Regions from separate parts of the Homo sapiens genome. Here region 2 is linked to region 1. A link is a loop called in an ENCODE intact Hi-C map of the cell type or tissue named here. Cell type or tissue: GM12878. All regions are shown on one strand. Links, peaks and the distances in the headings refer to the core of each region. The heading gives the core; the rest is flanking DNA.

Region 1 (4,378 bases), core at 1-4,000:
TGTTTCTTTCTGAAACTTTAATTTTTTCATTGTGACTTTGGGATTGTCATTATGGTTTCAGAGGTATCCACATTAATGCAGATGACTATGTTTCATTTTATCTCATTACTCTTATCCATTGGTTCTACATACAATTTATCCATTCTTCTGAGGATAGACTTTGAGATGCCTTGCAATTTTTTCCTTCAAATACAGGCAATTAGGTAGTAAACATTTTTTAACTTACTTCCTTGTTCACATTTGTGAGAGTTTCTCTAGGGCATATACCCAAAGGTCTAACTGCTAAAAGGTGGGATCTGCTCATTTTTAAATTTATCATTAAAACATGGTTGTGCCAGCCGACATGCTCTGCTCACATGCCGTACTTCATCTACCAAAGGATATTCATTGATCTCTCTACCAACTTCAGTGGACTTTCAGCCTCCTCAAAGAGAAGAGCTCTTCCTCACTTCACCTCACCTGAGAGACCTTCCCCAGGGACTACTTTTTGTGAGGGATCACGAATTCAAAAGCCTTTGGACAACACGCTGAAATGTAAATGTGTGAAATGCAGGGTGTGTGACAGATCTGGAGTGGATAGTGGAGATGACACATGTGCTAGTGCATCCTGTCTGACTTAACGGTTTCCAAGTTTGCTGTATTACTTTATTTTCCTGAGAGTCTGTCTCAGAAACGTGGAAAGATCTGATTCACTTTATAGCAGCAAAGAGCAAGGACCCTGGAGCAAGCCTGCCTGTTTTTGAATCCCTGCTCTCCACCGCTACTAGTTGTATGTTTTTGAGCACGTTTCTGAACATCCCCAAGGCTTGGTTTCCTTGTTTGCCAAACGGGGTAAGTGCTAGTACTTAAATTTATAAGACTACGATGAGTACTACATGGGATAATATTCATAAAGCTCTAAAGTAACTGTTCAATACATTTTTGTTGAATTGTTGAGGAGAGTACAAATAACAAAATTTACATGGTTTTTACTGTGCGTCAGGCATTGTTTTAGGAACTGGGGAAACAGTAACCTTAGTATCTGTAATGACATTAACATCTGTCTCTTTCTCAAACTAAACTGCCAGCTGGGTTCAAGCCCCTAACACATTGCTTGGCCACACAATGAGCACTCAAGAATATGTGTTAAATGCATAAATGAACCTAATGATTCTCCTAAGGCAATATAAATTCCCAAAGCAAAATCTGAGCCATGATGGAGCAAGGAAATTATATCCACAATAGCTTGATTCGCTACATATTAGTGTATTCTCATTCTTCAAAAATGGATTATTTCTGTGTCATATGGGTAGTAACTTGCCATTAGCCATAATATTTGAGTAAACAGAATACTGTATTTTTGCTGATGATGAATAACATAACTATTTTTGGATCCCTTACTTGTATACAAAATAACACTCCCAGCCTTGGATTATCACCAGTCTTTTTGGTTTTTTATTTTCTCAAATTTTAGGTCTCATTGTTCATGAAGGAGCTGCAGTTTACAGAGTGTTTAAGCGCTGGCGAGCTGTGAATTTGCACTGGGATGTGTTAAATTATGACAAAGCCACAGACATCGAAGAAAGCAGCCGGGGAGAGTCTTCCACAAGTAGGACTTTGTGGTTGCCATTGACAGCTCTGCGGAACAGAAACTTGGTCCACCCAACTCAGTTAACCTCACCAAGGTTTCAGTGTGGCTATGTGTTATTGCACCTGTTCAATCGGATGAGGCCCCATGAAGACTTATCAGAAGATAACAGCTCGGGGGAGGTTGTGATGAGAGTGACTTCAGTGTGACAAAAGCATAAGATGATGCAGTGTGGACCACCCTGCACATTTTGCAATGTAATTGCAGTGAATGGCAAAACCATAGCACTTCTAAAAACACATCTATGAACTTTTTAAAATTTATGCTTTTTATATGAACATTTGAATTGCAAATACATTTTTCTGAGAAAAAGAGTCCTCTTGTTCTTCGTTGTCTGGTTTGTCACATCTTTTATAAGTTGGTACTTGAAATCATTATACATATAATTTAACTATACTTGGTTAAAAGAATAATGAAAGTTATCCTTAAGGCCAAAACTATTTTTTCTTGCTTGTTTTAAATATATTTTTATGAAAGCTTTCGCTCTGTGTGTAATTTTTCAGACCTGTTACAAATGGTTAAGAGTTTAGGATGCTGTGGGCAGATTCCAAAGTGCCTGTCAGTTCTGCAACATAGAGAGCTCTGAGGTGATGCTCTTGTGCCTCGTGCTGGTTGGCAAACTGAAGCATGACTTTTTGCTGTGTTGAAGTAACCAGTCACCAGGAATGCATGGTCTAGGACTTATGTCTTGTTATCTAATTTCTGAAACAGAGAGCTTGTAAAAAGATAAAAATGAGTGAAATAAAAATAGCTTTACTCCAGTACATATTACATAAGCAGGGCATCTTGCATACTTATAACCCCAAAAGCTCACCAAAATGTTGTGTCCTAGTACCTGCAATAATGACAATGACTAACATTTGCATAGCCCTCCGATAGACCTATCACAATTAATTTAGTTAATTATTAGTGTCTTGAATTCTTTGAGCACCATCTTAATTAGATTTTCTTTTTGTAAAACCTTACATACCTTCTTAAATCATTTAAAAGCTAATCCTATTACTTGGTTTAATGAAGTTCTATGAAATGTGTTTGCCAGCAGTGAGAAGTCTTTTTCTTTCACTAGATGAGTATTTTTTTAAATGAAAAGAGGAAATGAAAAATGAGGCTATTGACTCCCCAGGAACAGGTTGCGAACTAGCGGTACCTGGGGATTTTCTACCTTCTTATCTACCTAATGGAGGCAATTGGCACATTTTAATGAACAACTGCAGAGCAGATGAGAAGACAGGAAGGATGTTTTCCCTAGAAACATGAATTGAACATGCTGGTTGTTTGAAGTAATCAATGACTAGATTTTAAATCATATAAAATAAAATGCTTTACGTTCTATTTTCTAAAAATAACTCTTGGGTGATTAATAATAGAATAGTTCATGTTTACATAATGGAATACCTCACAGAATAGAATTGTGATTCCTCCATAGCAAATTCTCCCAAAACTTGAAATAATATTTTTCCAGTCAAAAGCTGTGTCACAAATGATAAGGATGTGACAATTTGCAGAAACGTGAAGAATGAATCATAAAAGAAGGAAAATTCAGCCGCTATTTAAGGGCAGATTCAGATGTTGAGAATGTTAAACAGTGTTTCAAACTTTGATTAATTGCTTGTTTTAATCTGATGTTCCATGAGCACAGTCCTGGGTGAGATTCCTGAACAGTTTCATCACTAAGGCAGATCATCAACAGCGTAACGTTTAATAGAGGATAATTGTGGTTAGTATTGACATTACAATTTAGAGCATTGTGTTAAAAATACTGGACTAAGAGACTTTAGACACAAATTATCACTGCTCCACTGCCCTTCGAATTAGTGCACACCTTTGTATTCATATCAACTCACTCGAAAACAAAAAGGGACAGAGGATGAGAACCCCACTTTCTGTAATGACTGTATGGGGTGCATGAGGTGGAGAAGGCTGGAGACAAGCCTGCTTGATGGAAAGGCGAGTGGATGATGGAAATATCCATCAGAAAAAATAAAATAAAAAACACGCGCCCTAGTCTCCCTATTTCCCAAGACCTTGCTCTTTGAGTGTACCTTTTGTCTACATCCTGTCTTCACAGCTCCCACCTTCTCTCTCTCTCTCTCTCTCACACACACACACACGCACACACACACTGAATCAATGTTGGAATAAGAAATTGGCAGAATTTCCACTCAACAAAATGTACCATTCATGAAAATGATTGCATAGAAACTCAAAAGAGGCGGAGCGTGGTGGCTCATGCTTGTAATCCCAGCACTTTAGGAGGCTGAGGCAGGTGTATAATTTGAGGTCAGGAGTTCGAGACCAGCCTGGCCAACATAGGGGAATCTGTCTCTACTAAAAATACAAAAATTAGCTGGGCGTGATGGTGCCCGGCCTGTAATCCTAGCTATTCAGGAGGCTGAGGCACGAGAATCGCTTGAGCCTGGGAGGCAGATTGCACTACACTCCAGTCTAGGCAATAGAGTGAGACCCTGTCTCAAAAAAAAAAAAAAAAGAAAAGAAAAGAAACCCAGAAGAAACACTCCAAAGGTGGGGAGTGCATTTCGAGAATTGAAATAATAGAGCTTTAAAATAATTAAAATCCTTAATATCATGCTATATGAGTTAATGCCGTCATTCAAACTCGGGCTGCCATACATGTCAAAAACATTTATGGTAAGGAAATGAGTTGGAAATATTTTAAATTATTATCTTCAAAATCTTTTTCAATATGATACAGATTTAGAAGCTGTATGCAGCCTCTTTTCAATTATTTGT
Region 2 (4,402 bases), core at 219-4,218, 62 kb after region 1:
TGTCAATGCCTTACAACATTATGTTTAAAAGAGACCTTAAAGGCCATGTGGATTAATCTTGTGCCTTTAGGCAGATTTCTCTTGGCCACCCAAGAATATTCTTCATATTGATATGAAGCTATTAGTACAAAAATCAAACCAGAGAAGTTATGGCCCTCACAGATATGTGGTCAAGGCCTTATGTCTTCTTGAGGAAGATCTAACTAGCAAGCTTTAATCTAATGGCATAGACCCCAGATGGTAGCATTTCCAAGATGGATTATCATCACCTATTCTTACCTCTATCTTCTATTGGGTTTTCCAGTGCTTGGCACATAGTAGGTATTTCAGAAATATTTGGGGCATGAATAAAAGACTCAGGTGCATATCCTTTGTTCCCACATAGCTGACAAGGTCAATTAAGAAGGGTTATAAGGCAGGGCACAGTGGTTCATGCCTATATTCTCAGAATTTTGGGAGCCTAAGGTAGGTGGATCTCTTGAGTCCAGGAGTTTGAGGTCAGCCTGGGAAACATGGAGAAGACCATCTCTACTAAAAATACAAAAATTAGCTGGGCATGGTGGCACACGCCTGTAATCCCAGGTACTGGGGAGGCTAAGGCACAAAAATTACTTGAACCCGGGAGGCAGAGGTTGCACTGAGCTGAGACCATGCCACTGCACTCCAGCCAGGGTGACAGAGGTAGACTCTCTCTCAAAAAAAATAATAATAATAATAATAATAATCAGACTAGACCAACCAGGCAGAAAATCCTCACTGTGAAGTTTCCACTACTGGAAAATGAAAACTAGTCTGGCTCTTATTAGAAAGGAATATGGTTCACATTTCAAAAACATTGCATAGATAAGCTGTGGTGGATAAGCAGGTGGGCAAGCAAAGAGGAAATATTTATTGTTTAAATCTCACACGCATTGTGATGAATAACAATTGGCAAGTCGTGTCTATGAAATTGGATTCCCAACAACAACAACAAAAAACTGTATGACCATCTCGATGCTGCTCACATGCAGAATGGAGACTGGACACAAGGAAACTGGCTATCTGGACTAAGCTGAGATTCCAGTGCCATGCCTTAAACCTGCAGGGAGCCATCTGGGAGTAAGCTGTGCTGGGGCTTTTTGATTTGGGGAATGGGGGACTTTTATCCATAGGTCATTTCTGGCTGTCACATAGTCCAGGGGTAGATGTCATGGAGGACACTGACTGATCCATACACAGACTCCTTTCTGCAAATTAGAAAACACACTCACTCTTGGTGAATGTAGCCCAACTTAGCAGTGGGCTGGCAGGCAGGACATGAGCTGGACTCCAGTTCCCACTCACCTCCCTGATGAGCCACATTTGCACAGAGCTCCAATTGCATGCCTGAGTGTGGTGGCTTTGGTGATGTGGCTGGGGCTTCCCAGGATTCATCCTGAGAAGTCAAGGAGATGGAGCCAGGAGAAGATGTTTCTTTGGTTTCTGGGTCTTTCATTTCTGGTGTTTGCTGAATACAAGGGAGGAATCTGAATTTATTTGACCAAAGTAGAAGTATTTAATATGGGTTCCTCAGATTCTTAAACTTCACAGACCGGCTTCTTCTGTAAATCTTCCAACATTCATATATTAATAGCTTTTTGATCATGTGGATATAAAGATTTTTCTAGAAAAAGATTTCAAAGGTTTCACTAGTCTCCAAGGGATCAGTAACCCCAAAAAGGTTAAAATGACTGGTCTAAGTATTTGTAGTAGTTCAAGGATAAAATCAGTAAACATAAAAGAGAAGGAAACAGAATCTGACAAGGACTTACTCTCTATTTCAGTTTAACTGTCATGGTCCAATGAGCATAACATAAACATGAACCACATTGTGAACCTGTTCAAGGAAACTTGCCCTCCTTACCTGCATCACACAGCCTGGACTGTAACTCTCAGCCCTCTAATGAACAAGTTATTAAATTAATGGAGCTGAAAGCCTTCCAAACACAGAAAAAAGGCCCTTTGAATATGCAATCCCTTAGAAAAGCTGGCAAACAAACCATGTGCCCTGGGAAGGCAAAAGAAAGCCCAACTTGTGATGATTAGGAGCTCCTGTTTGGAGTCAAGTTTAATTCCTGTTCCTGCTATTAACTAACTGAGGTTGGGAGGGAGGGGCTTAGGCACTTAGTTAATTTCTCATATGCAAAATGAGGCTAAGTAAAAGATCTACCCACCACAGAGAGCTGTTTTAAGGGAACAATGCAATAATACATGGGAAGTGCTTTATACCATCCTTGACACATAATAAGGACTCTGTAAATGTAAGGTGTTTAATATTTTTATTTTTATTGTTGAAAAAGTTGACTTATCAGAGGCAGTTGGGAAGTTCTATAATTTGTGGTGGCATTTTCTTTTCCTTTCTCTTGCTTTCCTCAGGGCTGGTCTCATTTTACATAATTTTAGGAGGAAATGACCAAATTTCCTTTCAAATAAGATAAGAGATACATCCCCCTTATTATGCTTTCAAGATCTGTTAAAGTAAATTTACTCTTTAAATAATTTAGCAGCTATTAATAATGTACACTGCATGGGATTCAGAAGTGCGGACTTTGACAAATGGGCAGAGAGAGTAAGGATCAGTTGGTGGAAGGAATGTATCCATTGAGTGAAACGATGCAAGAAGATTAGATGCAATTTTATTCCTCTTGAATTTGGGTTTAGGGTCAATCTTAAACTCTGTAAGCTTTGGAGATCTCTTTGAATTTAGGAAAGAGCAGTCAGTACATTGAGGACTGAATGTTCAGAGAATGTGATGGCCGGCTTAGTTCTAAAACTCTCCTCAGTTCCAGTTTACATTCTTGTGTGAACAGTGCACTTTCAATATCGAAGAGTCTCTTAAGCCTATTTTTCTGGTCTTTTCTCTAGTGATAGTCAAGAGATTGTGTGCCTAGGTCCTGGACATATTTATTGGGAAAGGTTTTGGTACATAGTCTAGCTAAACTCTGAGGGGCAGGTGAAAATTTACAATAATAATTAGACACATGGGACCAGTAAGCAGTAAGCTAGTCATTCTTAATTCAGGTTGCCCGTCACCACCAAGGGGCACATATTTACAAATAAACATTCATGGGCCTGTCCCAAGGTTGGTCTGTGTACTAAGTCTACAGTGAGACCTCAGACATCTTCAAAAAGAAAGGAAAAATATATTATTTTACTAGTGCCATATCATGAAAATGAAATTCCCATACCTTTTGAGGAATAACTAATAAATATGCACCTGCATAGGAGGGAATGTATGCCTAAGGGTAACAAGCAGCATGAGCTTGAGAATAGAGAGCTATGGTCACCTACACTCTGGGTAGAATAGGACTCAAGATTGAAATGTGGTTATAGAAGAGGCACCTATTAAACAGAAACTGGGGTATAGAAAGGAAGGCAGAACAGTGTTAGGATCCCATGGGTCCTCCCAGGGCCATTTTGGCCATTTCTGTGCCATTCTTCTCACTTATTATAGGGAACCATTTCTCCCAACCCCAACTCTAATGCAAATGGGAGGTACAGTTTGCTCTTCCTGCCTAAAGATATTGGGATAAAGGCGGACACCTACCTCTGGGTTAGCCAATCATAATTTCTCAGACCCCAGGCCACAGTGATTGGCCCACAGTTGTGCTTTCCAATATGGCCTCCCTGATACAGAGGGCCCTCAGGGTGCAAACTTGGACCGTGCTCGAGTCGAAGGAGAGTCTTTTTTCAAGATTTGTTGAAATAGAGCTGCCAAATAGATGCACCTTTCTTCACAGCTGTCAAAGATGGGAAGATGGAAGCTATTGAAGGTTGAGGACCCTGGGAAGTAGATTTTGAGACAAAGACTAGCTGCAAGTTTGTTTGTTTGTTTGTTTGTTTGTTTTGTTTGTTTTGTTTTGTTTTTTTGGAATCCTTTTGCAATTAATAATTGTGGAAGAAAGGGATGAAAGCAAGACTGAGAAGCAGGCAACGTTGGGCTGAAATGTCTTCTCAGCGATGGCCTTGGCTGACTACACGGGGGCTCAGAATGAGGAAGGCTAAGAGAATTAATCTTTATACCATTGCACTGGCCAGTGATTGGATGTGGGTTGTACTGGAAGGTGGGCATAGACTTGGGCTAGGTGACTGTCTTTAGTCAAAGAAATTCCTAAAGATGGCTGACAGTCGGGCATCTGGAAGTATTTTTTTCCTAAAGGTGGCATGTCACAGAATTCATTACAGAGTCCCAGTGCTATTGATAAAGGAAGAAATGAAAACCAAAGAGAGTTCTGATAGCATGATTTTATACATCCTTGTACTTCCTATAGTTTGCTTACAAAAGTCAATTAGGCCTTTTTGTCTCTAACCTAGTTCAAATTGGGTTTTTTTCATCTTCTGCTAAAAGAATCACATCTAATATGCTTGCTTGGAATCTATAAAA

Evidence for each region. Peaks named below come from ENCODE experiments on the same cell type or tissue, not always from the same donor. Only the 100,000 strongest peaks of a DNase experiment are listed, where the experiment ranks them.
Region 2: it touches region 1 in a loop (5-fold over the local background); 1 of 110 quality-filtered maps calls a loop at or near these places.

What each region holds. Positions count from the first base shown.
Region 1 is chr5:16,064,869-16,069,246 of GRCh38, reverse strand. It overlaps MARCHF11 (membrane associated ring-CH-type finger 11), which reads left to right. Exons shown (of 4, transcript NM_001102562.3): 4 at 1,454-2,108. The coding sequence ends at 1,776. Among named protein-coding and RNA genes, the nearest start is that of MARCHF11-AS1, 62 kb to the left of the region's middle. In GM12878, for the core only: no CTCF peak of the experiment used is centred there; a DNase peak (open chromatin) is centred at 1,636.
Region 2 is chr5:16,002,896-16,007,297 of GRCh38, reverse strand. No RefSeq gene overlaps it. Among named protein-coding and RNA genes, the nearest start is that of MIR887, 70 kb to the right of the region's middle. In GM12878, for the core only: no CTCF peak of the experiment used is centred there; a DNase peak (open chromatin) is centred at 1,837.